Regions from separate parts of the Homo sapiens genome. Here region 2 is linked to region 1. A link is a contact called in ENCODE POLR2A ChIA-PET data. All regions are on one chromosome and are shown on one strand. Each heading gives the region's core, a stretch centred on a gene start or an enhancer-like site at or near the end of the contact. The rest is flanking DNA. Distances are from core to core; before and after follow the strand shown.

The links. ChIA-PET counts read pairs that join two places held with the same protein, here RNA polymerase II (POLR2A).
Region 2: POLR2A ChIA-PET joins it to region 1 with 13 read pairs in T-cell. The contact joins two enhancer-like sites. POLR2A ChIA-PET finds 5 or more read pairs at or near these places in 2 of 52 experiments (MCF 10A and T-cell).

What each region holds. Positions count from the first base shown.
Region 1 is chr5:119,312,259-119,317,498 of GRCh38, reverse strand. It overlaps a transcript of TNFAIP8 not described here. Among named protein-coding and RNA genes, the nearest start is that of TNFAIP8, 41 kb to the left of the region's middle. Within about 2 kb of position 2,383, at least 9 of the 41 ENCODE cell types and tissues checked have a DNase peak (open chromatin) inside an H3K27ac peak, as active enhancers do.
Region 2 is chr5:138,026,038-138,031,277 of GRCh38, reverse strand. All of the region lies in intron 1 of FAM13B (family with sequence similarity 13 member B), which reads left to right. Among named protein-coding and RNA genes, the nearest start is that of FAM13B-AS1, 4.1 kb to the left of the region's middle. RefSeq lists enhancers at 385-886, 2,208-2,337. Within about 2 kb of position 2,322, at least 2 of the 41 ENCODE cell types and tissues checked have a DNase peak (open chromatin) inside an H3K27ac peak, as active enhancers do.

The DNA.
Region 1 (5,240 bases), core at 1,134-3,633:
CTGATTTTGATACAATTAAAAAATGCCTTTCTTAGCCTCCCCTTATCTAATCAAAAGGAAGAAAGAATAAAAAGTCTCTACAGCACATAGAATCAGATTTCTTATATAATTTCTTATATAATCACTTTCAAATGGTTCATTCTGTAATTTTAGAAAACTTTATATCAGGCCAAACAATTTAAAAGCATATTTAAAAATTATTTATTTTGGCTAATTTCTATTGGTTTAATGTTCTTAACTTGGGTCTTCTTCCAAGCCATTCAAGTACAATAAATTTATGGACTACAGGAAGAAGTCCTACCCAAGAAATCGGAACCAGGAGGTGCACCAGCCACAAGGACAGGCCTCCATGATGGCAGACGCAGAAGAGGCTCAAAGGGCAGAGGCAAAACTACTTCCTTTTTATTATCTTGCCGGGTGGCTAAAAATGTAAAGTTCTACATGCTATTATTTCCTCACAACAGGCATATACATTGCTCTGGCATTTCTTCAGCCTGATTTTTCTAGAACATTGTTTCTCAGCCTTGGTTCTACTGATATTTTGGCCCACATAATTGTTATGGGGAGCTTTTGGGTGCATTGTGGGATGCTTTGAAGCATCTCTGTCTTCTACCCACTAGATACCAGCAGCAAACCCCTCCCAGTTTGCTAAAATTGTCTTTGGATATTACCAAATGTCTCTTGCGGGCAGGGCAAAACTGCCCCCAGTTGAGAGCCATGTTCTCGAGCACTGGTTCTTAAATTGGCTACATGTTGGAAGCATCTGAGGAGGTTTTAAAAATACTGATACCTGAGTCTCACCCTCAGAGATTTTGACTTAATTAGTCTGGAGTAGGCCTGAGGCACCTGGATTTTTGAAAGAGATTCTAATGTGCAGCCAAGTGTGAGAATCTCTGCCTTAGAGTTTATCAATACCATCAAGTAAGTCATTTAATCAATTTAACCCAACTCAAAAATGCATTGTATCTCTCCACACTAGGGTCTTCTTTATCTTGGTACCAGAATCAACATGATTAGGGGACATAGAAAGAAGTGGAGAAGGCCAGGTGTGACGGCTCACGCCTGTAATCCTAGCACTTTGGGAGGTCGAGATGCGAGGATCACTTGAACCCAGGGGTTCGAAAAGAGCCTAGGCAACATGGCGAAACCGTTTCTTACAAAAAATATGAAACTTAGCTGGGCATGGTGACACATACCTGTGGTTCCAGCTACTCAGGAGACTGAGGTGGGAGGATCGCTTGAGCCCAGGAGTTAGAGGCTGCAGTGAGCTATGATCTCACCACTGCACTTCAGCCTGGGTGACACAGGAAGATCCTGTCTCAAAAAAAAAAAAAAAAAAGTGGAAGAACTAGAAAAAGGTCAACTGTAGTTCTAATCTGCAAAGTTCTTTACCCTTTTAGGTGAACAGGAACTAGTGCATAAAAATTTATTTCAGCTTTAACATTGCAACTAAAAACACTCCAGTTTTGGAGATTTAGAAAATAAGCCTCACAGGTAGGAAGACAGAATTACTTCCTCACATGGTAAAATGCCAGCTCTACAATGAAGAAACTCTGGAGCTGCCATCTCTTTAATGGGCACCATTAAACCAGCCTCAGAGAAATGCCAAGTTCATTTAAAATAATAAACAAATCTGTGTGTGTGAAGACACCCAGAGGACCCACACAGGAACTGCAATCAAGACTTCTGTGTGTGTGGGTGGTGGAGGTGGGGTTCATCTTCAGATAGACGACACTACCAGGAACCTGTCAGGAGCTGACAGCAAAGCTTGATTCCTGTAAAAAAGCTCCAAGGTCATGAACAGCCCACATGCTTCCCTCCTGTCCATTACACCTCGGGGTCTTCTGCCAGCTTCCTCAGTGTGTTCAACAACACTGGGCCTGACTCCAACTTCTGCAGACAGTGGCACAGCACTGCCCCTGAAAGGCACTGTTCCCCTGGGAGCTAGACTGTGGCTACAGTATTCTCATCAAATGTGTGCCAATCTACTGGTTATGCCAACACACATTGTCTGTTGTTTTTTTGATAAGAAAAAAGTAAGGAGACACACACATGCATACACACATAATAAGGATTCTTCTCCCATTTCAGGAATAAGAATTATCAGTAACTTATGGCCAGGTGAGATGGCTAATACCTGTAATCCCAGCACTTTGGGAGGCCAAGATAGGTGGATCATTTGAGGTCAGGGGTTCAAGACCAGCCTGGCCAACATGGTGAAACCCTGTCCCTACTAAAAATACAAAAAATAAGCTGGGCCTGGTGGCGGGCACCTGTAGTCCCAGCTACTCAGGAGGCTGAAGCAGGAGAATGGTGAGAACCCCGGAGGCGGAGCTTGTAGTGAGCTGAGATCGCACCACTGCACTCCAGCCTGGGCAACAAAGAGAGACTCCATCTCGAAAAACAAAACACAAAACAAAACAAAACAAAAAACCACACACACACAAAAATTAGCCGGGCGTAGTGGTGAGTGCCTGTGATCCCAGCTACTGGGGAGGCTGAAGCAGCAGAACTGCTTGAACCCGGGAGGTGGAGGCTGCAGTAAGCCGAAATCATGCCACTGCACTCCAGCCTAGGTGACAGAAAATAATGAAAAAAAATAAATAATTGGTAACTTGTAGTAAGTGGTTAGGATGAGTACAGTACTTTACTATGCGCCATACATGCTTTAATCTTACTAACTCCTGACAGCACTGAAAAGCAGGTCCTATTAATGTCCTCATTTTATAGATAAAGTAATTGAGGCTTATGCAGTCTTAAGAAATTTATCCAAGGCAAAGCCAGGACCTGGACCTATTTCTCTCTGGCTCCAAAGCTGATGCTTTTAACCACTACACAGTACTGTCTCTCTGGTTCTCAAAAACAAAAAAACAAATCCCAATCAGTGATATGAACTCAACTCTACCACCTGTGAGTGTTTCAAGTTCTTACTGATTTGGGTTGGACAAGGTTAGAAGAAAAGTTTGTGGATATGGAGAGGATGCATGATACACAAATTTTGTTCCAGACTCCATCAACAAGACCACAGGGCACCGTGTATGTCTTTGAATCTGTCTGTTTTTGTGTGTGTGTGCATGTGTATATGACAGAGAGAGGAAACATTTCACAGAACATATGAACATATCCGGGAAAACCTGGTCTTACCACTAGTTTGTAAGTTCCAAGAGGACAGGGACTATTTCTATCAGCATTTATTCAGTCAGCAACTAATACTGAGTGCTTACCACTGGCCAGACCCTGTCCCATGTGCTGGAGATTCACAAATGAACAAAACAGACGACAGACATGGTTTTTTTGTTTGTTTGTTTGTTTGTTTGTTTGTTTGTTTTTAGAGACAGCATCTCGCTATATTGCCTAGGCTAGATGCGAATTCCTGGGCTCAAGTAATCCTCCTGCCTCAGCCACCCAAGTAGCTGGGATTGTAATGCCAGGCATGTGTCATGACACAGGTCATTCTTAACCAGTAATTATGCTGCCTCTACTAGATTTTATGCTAGTTGCATTTACTCTGTCTATAGCAAGGAAAACTAACTTAATTTTGTTTGTCCCTTTAACCTCAAAACCCACACATGAATGCCTAGTGAATAATAAGCACTTTAATATTTGCTGAATAAATGAATTGGTCAGCAGCATACACTTTAGCACTTAATTCAAAAGCTAAGTGAGATGCAAAATGTTTCATGTGCTTGAGCCTTGTTGCTCCAGCTAGTGTATAAACTTCTTAAGCACAAGGATCACATTATGTTTATATGTACCAAATAAAAGCATTCCATCTTAAGGCTGCTTCACAACATACCAGTCCCAGAATTTAAAATAAGCACACATAATTTGTACTTCCATGAAATTATTAAAGGTACTGACAATTCTATTAATAAACATCATTTGTTAAAAAGGAGGCTATCATATTTTGGCAAGTACTAAACTTTAGCAAATGCATATCTTCCCTGTTGTAGGGCATCTTTAAAATAAAAGAAAATGTCAAAGCCCGTGCCTATTATGAGACCCTTAGGAACAGTATAACATCTCTGGATTTGGGGGTTTGGCAGCTCTGGCAATGGTGGTCTCAAGAAAGTGAAAGCAAAACCTACTCCCCTTCCTTCTCTCCCTCCACCCTGGCCCCCAAAGCCTCATGTTTCATTACAAGCTGAGTGCCCTCAGACTTCCAAGTACCTTTAAGGTTTCTGTAAAACTCCTTTGAGCTTGTGGCAGATTTCAAAAAGTGGGCTTTTAAAATAAGCAGAAGAATTTTCTTTGGAGCTGTTAAGTAGTCTTGAACTCAAATATAGATTCTTGGCTTTGAACTAATTATCTATAACAAAAATGACAAATACGAAGCTGACCACTCTTACCCAATTGTTCTGGAAATTTCTGAAGCACTGTCAACCATTTTCACTGCATATAATATCTTCTCAGTGTAATTCTTCCCCATCTTCATTGAGGTTCTTTTAATATAATTTAACCCTTCTTAATATTAAGCCAAGTAAGGATTATAATAATAATCAAAACAAGTATTTGTCCCGGTTTTTATTAGATAGCCTATTTTCCCAAGTACAGATTATCCTAGTGAACTTCATTTTCCCTTTTAAAAATGTACATTCTATTCAGAATCTACAGAACTTTTAATTACCACATTTGCCTATTCTGCATGATCTGAGAGCTAACCTCTGCCCTTTGGTATTCTTTCACTGTAGTTACCCAACATTTTCCTTCTGAATGTAGATCTTCATATTCTTTTTTTTTTTTTTTTTTTTTTGTATTTTTTGCAGGGACAGGGTTTCACCATATTGCTCAGGGTAGTCTCGAACTCCTGAGCTCAAGGGATCCACCCTGCCTTGGCCTCCCAGTGTGCTGGGATTTCACACGTGAGCCACCGAGCCCAGCTACATTCTTATTTCCTAAACTTTACAAGTTCACACTCTTCCCTTTAAACAAATGTGCCCCCTCTGGCGGTGTCATTTGAGTCCCGGTGTATGTCATTAAGCCTCTTAACCTCAACCACTACTTCCCACTGAAATAACTCTATTTTCTTTTTTTCTAATGAAAAAGTAAGACATGTTCTATGTAAAAATTAAAATATGGTGAGCACTTACCACTTACTATGAGCCAGGCATTGAACTAAGTATTTTTTAATCTTATTTTCATCCTCGTGATATGAGGTCAGTGCTTTGATGAGTTCCATTTTACGTAAGAAAGTAGTTAAGCAAATTGCCAAGTTACAATAGCAGAAAGAGCAGAGTCAG
Region 2 (5,240 bases), core at 1,073-3,572, about 19 Mb before region 1:
TGCAGTGGCATAATTCATTGGGTGGTGTAAATGTTAGTTTTTTTTATTAGAATGTCATTGTTTTAGGAGAGAAAATGGCTGAAATGAATCTGTTGACTTGTCAGTGTTTCCCCACCAATAAAATAACTGCTTTTATAATCAGTTATGAATAACCTCAATCCATCGCTGCATAGCTCCTCCATCATCGTATTCAAATTTTAAATTTGGGGACTATAATAGTGTAAATTACTGTTTTGTTTTTTTTTTTGAGACAGGGCATCACTGTCGCCCAGGCTGGAGTGCAGTGGTGCAATCTCGGCTGACTGCAACCTCTGCCTCCCAGGTTCTAACGATTCTTCTGACTTAGCCTCCCGAGTAGCTAGGACTACCGGTGCTTGCCACTGCGCCTGACTAATTTTTGTATTTTTTGTAAGACGGGGTTTTGCCATGTTGCCCAGGCTGGTCTCAAACTCCTGACCTCAGATGATCTGCCTGCTTCTGCCTCCCAAAGTGCTGGGATTACAGGTGTGAGCCACCTTGCCACCTTGCCCAGCCTTACGTTCAATTTTTTTTTTTGGGGGGGGGGGACGGAGTTTCATTCTTGTTGCCCAGGCTGAAGTGCAAATTTTAGTGTGTAAATTATACCTTAATAAATGTATTTTTTTAAAAACCCACTGGTGGACTTTGGAGAGCTTATACTCTGTTGGTAGAAACAGACATTAAACAAACACAAAATGAATATGTAATAAAACTTGTGGTAAGCCAGGCTCACGCCTGTAATCCCAGCACTTTGGGAGGCTAAGGCTGGAGGATCAGTTGAGCTTAGGAGTTTGAGGCCAGCCTGGGCAACATAGGGAGACTCTCTTTACAGAAAAAAAAAAAAAAAAAGCCAGGCATGGTGGCATGCTCCTGTTGTCCCAGCTGCTCAGGGAGCTGAGGTGGGAGGATTGCTTGAGCCCAGGAGTTTGAGGCTGCAGTGAGCTGTGATGATGCCATTGCATTCCAGCCTGGGGGACAGAGTGAGACCCTGTCTCAAAAAACAAAACAAGAAACCTGTGATGAATATTTTGGAGCCAAGGAACGCCACACCCTAGATAAATTAATAAATGAGACCATTAGTTTGAGTGGGTTGAAGAAAGCCTCTCCAAGGATGGGACTTGAACTGATGATAGGAAGGAGGAAGCGTGGGAGAGTGTTCCAGGTCAGTGAACTAGCAAGTATAAAAGACCTAGGCTGAGGAAAATGTGGTAAGCTGACAAGATAATTTGATGACATTTACTAGATTTCTACTAGAGAAGGAAATATTGCAAGTCTTTTATTTCAAGTTATTACCTAGCTTCTAGTGTATATTTTCTTTTCCTTGTATATATAATGTATAAAGATTCTTATCTCTTGCTTTAATTTTAAGAGCGATGTCTGTCAAGTTTCTATTATTGCCCTTTTCAGGAACAGAATAGAAAAAGTTCAGTTTTGTTTACCTATTCTTGAAAATATTTCTCTACTTTTTGCTTTTGTGTGTCAAGCTGCTGCTCTTTACAATTGAAAAGTAAAAGTAAAAATAAAACTGAAAACTGCTTGTTGATTGACATAGTAGGTGCTGAATATCATTTTGCATTGGGGTGAGCAGGGAGGTGGAGGAGGTTCTCTATGGTCCTAATTTGGAGCAAACACTGGTCACGTTGGATTTAGTGTTTGGAAAGGTGTAAAGGAGCTGAAATTTAGAATTAGGTAAGATGGGAGTTTTTTTCAATAGCAAAAGCAGACTGCATTATGATTGGTTGTAGAATCACTTTGAAACTATTACTGTTGTAAAATATTCTCTTTTTCTATTGAGAGGAAATATTCTAGTAGTATTTCCATAATGATCTTTGGCCAGCAACTGCAAAACATTTCCAGCAACTACAAAGTATTTAAGTGCTTTATGAATTACTCTTGGTGTGGCTTCATGTATTTCAGTGACATTTTAAACAAAATTTTCACTGAGAATTGTAGTTGTTGCCTAGAAGGGGCATCTACTTGTAAGATAGTAGACTTAGAGTTCTAGTTGCTAATTCAGTAACTTTGAACCAGTTTCTTCAGCTCTCTGAGCTTGCTTCCTCTTCTGAGAAAAGGAAGGGTAATCCATTCTCCTTATTTCACCGGATGGTTGGAGGATTCAGTTGGAGAGTGAACTGGAAAGTACACTGGAAATGGTAGCATCAGTTTCAGTATTGGGGTTCTGCTATTTAGTGTTCAACTGGGGAAACAAAAATGAAGTCATTTTTTTTTTCTTTTTTTTGAGACGAAGTCTCGTTCTTGTCCCCCTGGCTGGAGTGCAATGGCGGCGATCTCGGCTCACTGCAACCTCCGTCTCCTGGCTTCGAGCGATTCTCCTGCCTCATCCTCCCAAGTAGCTGGGACCACAGGCATGTGCCACCATGCCTGGCTAATTTTTGTATTTCTTGTAGCGATGGGGTTTCACCATGTTGGCCACGCTGGTCTCAAACTCCTGACCTCAGGTGATCCGCCTGCCTTGGCCTCCCAAAGTGCTGGCATTTATAGGCGTGAGCCACTGCACCTGGCCTAATTTTGTATTTTTAGTAGAAATGGGGTTTCATCATGTTGGCCAGGCTGGTCTTGAATTCCTGACCTCTGGTGATCTGCCCACCTCAGCATCCCAAAGTGTTGGGATTATAGGCAGGAGCCACTGCACTTGGCCATTTTTTGCGTATTTTATGGTCAAAGTTCACAATCTAGTGGGGAAGATATACAAAAAAAGTTTAACCACTGCTTTTTTGTTCATGTACCAGCTTCCCTTTTTTTTTCAGTTTTTATACAAGTCTGTGCAAAAAGAGAAATGTTTTAATCTCAGGGGACCTATCTGGCTAGACCAAGTTGTAGAATTACGCATAATACCCCTTACCTGAAAAAATGAAGTGTATTGTAGTTTCGTATTAACGAGCTATGAAAAATGATAAACTAGTCTTCTTACTCTTATCAGTCTAGTAGGCCTTGCCTGTGCATGTTTTCAGTGGAGAAAAGGTATATTAATATTTCCCACGTTGTTGCAAGAAATAGCTTCTACTCTTTTTTTTGGTTTTATTTTTTAAAGCAGTGAAATTCCCAATCTTTTAAGCAATAGAGCCCTCTTTAATTTAAAAACTTTCTAGTCCTGAATTCTGTATTAGTTATACTTTGTATCTGATAAATTACTTAATGGCCAAGCCAGTATGAACTTAATAACAGATTAAGTGATTTGGTGTTTTCCTGATTGTGTTAGTCCATTCTCACACTGCTATAAAGAACTGCCAGAATAAAGAAAAGAGGTTTAATTGTTTCACAGTTCTACATGGCTGGGGAGGCTCCAGGAAACTTACAATCATAGTGGAAGGGGACGCAGGCATGTCTTACATGGCAGCAGGCAAGAGAGCCTTTGTAGGAAGTGAAGGGGGAAGAGCCCCTTATAAAACCATCAGCTCTCATGAGAACTCACTGTCACGAGAACAGCATGGGAGAAACTGCCTCCATGATCCAATCACCTCCTTCTCTCCACACGTGAGGATTACAATTCTAGATGAGATTTAGGTGGGGACACAGAGCCAAACCGTATCACTGATCAAAGTAGCGTCTATGAACATTTGATAGGTAAGTTTATGCACTATTGAGACATTCGTTCAGCTTTTCTGTTAAGTATGTCAGACAAATTATGCTTTGGTCAGTTTCTCAGGCCAGGAGGGAACCACTAAGTTAGCATATTTGCCACTTTTGTTGTACCATACTTGTTCAGTTAGAATGAAAGAGGTGCCTTTTGCTTCAGTGAATTATTTGGAGCCCCAGCTAGTAAGAAGCTGAATGTCTAGAGCAGGCATAAGTTTATTTTCTTTTAGTTTTGGTTTAATGATGTAAAGTCAAATTAGCAATAGTCTACAAACTTATAAATCTCTATCATCTTTATTGAGACCCAGCTTCCTGCTGGCTTTTCTGACTTTGTATACCAGTGATAATAGGGATGTATTTATGTAGTTTTTTGGCTTTAACAAGTAGTGAGATAGCTCTTTTAAACCTTTCTATGTGAATTGTATCCTATTTTGTCAAAGCATTTGGGCAAATGTGAGTTTTATTGTTTCTTCCTATTCTATTTGAAGGTAGAACTTTTTTACTTCAATGTGGCACTTTTTCTTGGCACATCTTTTTGAGTCATTCTGTTGCCCAGGCCCAGTGCAGTGGTGCAGTCACAGCTCGCTACAGCCTCAAACTCCTGGGCTCTAGAAATTCTTCCATCTCAGCCTCCTGAGTAGCTGGGACTACAGGTGTGTGCCACCACACTTCGCTAATTTATTTATTTATTTATTTATTTATTTATTTATTTATTTATTTATTTGAGATGGAGTCTTTCTTTGTTGCCCAGGCTGGAGTGCAATGGCGCGATCTCGGCTCACTGTAACCTCCGCCTCCCGGGTTCAAGCGATTCTCCTGTCTCAGCCTCCTGAGTAGCTGTGATTAAAGGCGTGTGCCACCATGCTCAGCTAATTTTTTACTTTTAGTAGAGATAGGGTTTTACCATGTTGGCCAGGCTGGTCTTGAACTCCTGATCTTGGGTGATCCACCCGTCTCGACCTCCCAAAGTGCTGGGATTACAGGTGTGAGCCACAGTGCCTGACCAATTTTTTTTTTTTTTTTTTTTTTTTTTTGAGACACGGTCCCTCTCTGGTGCCCACGCTGGAGTTCAGTGGCATGATCACAGCTCACTGGAAGCCTCTACCTCCCTGGGCTCCAGTGATCCTTCCACCTCAGCCTCCCGAGTAGCTGGGACTGCAGGCGCATGACATCATGCCCAGCTAATTTTTGTACTTTTTTGTAGAAACGGGGTTTTGCCATGTTGCCCAGGCTGGTCTCGAACTCTGGAGCTCGAGTGATCTGCCCACCTCGGCCTCCCAAAGAGCTGGGATTACGGGTGTGAACCATCATGCCTGGCCTCTTTTTTCATTTTCTTCAGCTTTGTTGAAGTATGGTTTATATACAACAGCATGTCCAGCTCAATACGTTTTAATAAATATATTCATATGTAACTATCACTGCCACAGTTATGACATAGAACATTTTCATCACCTCAAAAAGTTCTGTGTTTCAGTTTTCTCATCAGTAAAATGGATATAATGAAAGTATTTGCCTCCTTTAGGGTTGTTGTAAGGATTAAATGAGTTGATATAGTTAAAGTCTTTGAAATAGTGCCTGGCATATTGTAAGAGCTCAGCAAATGCTGTCTGCTATTATTATCTATA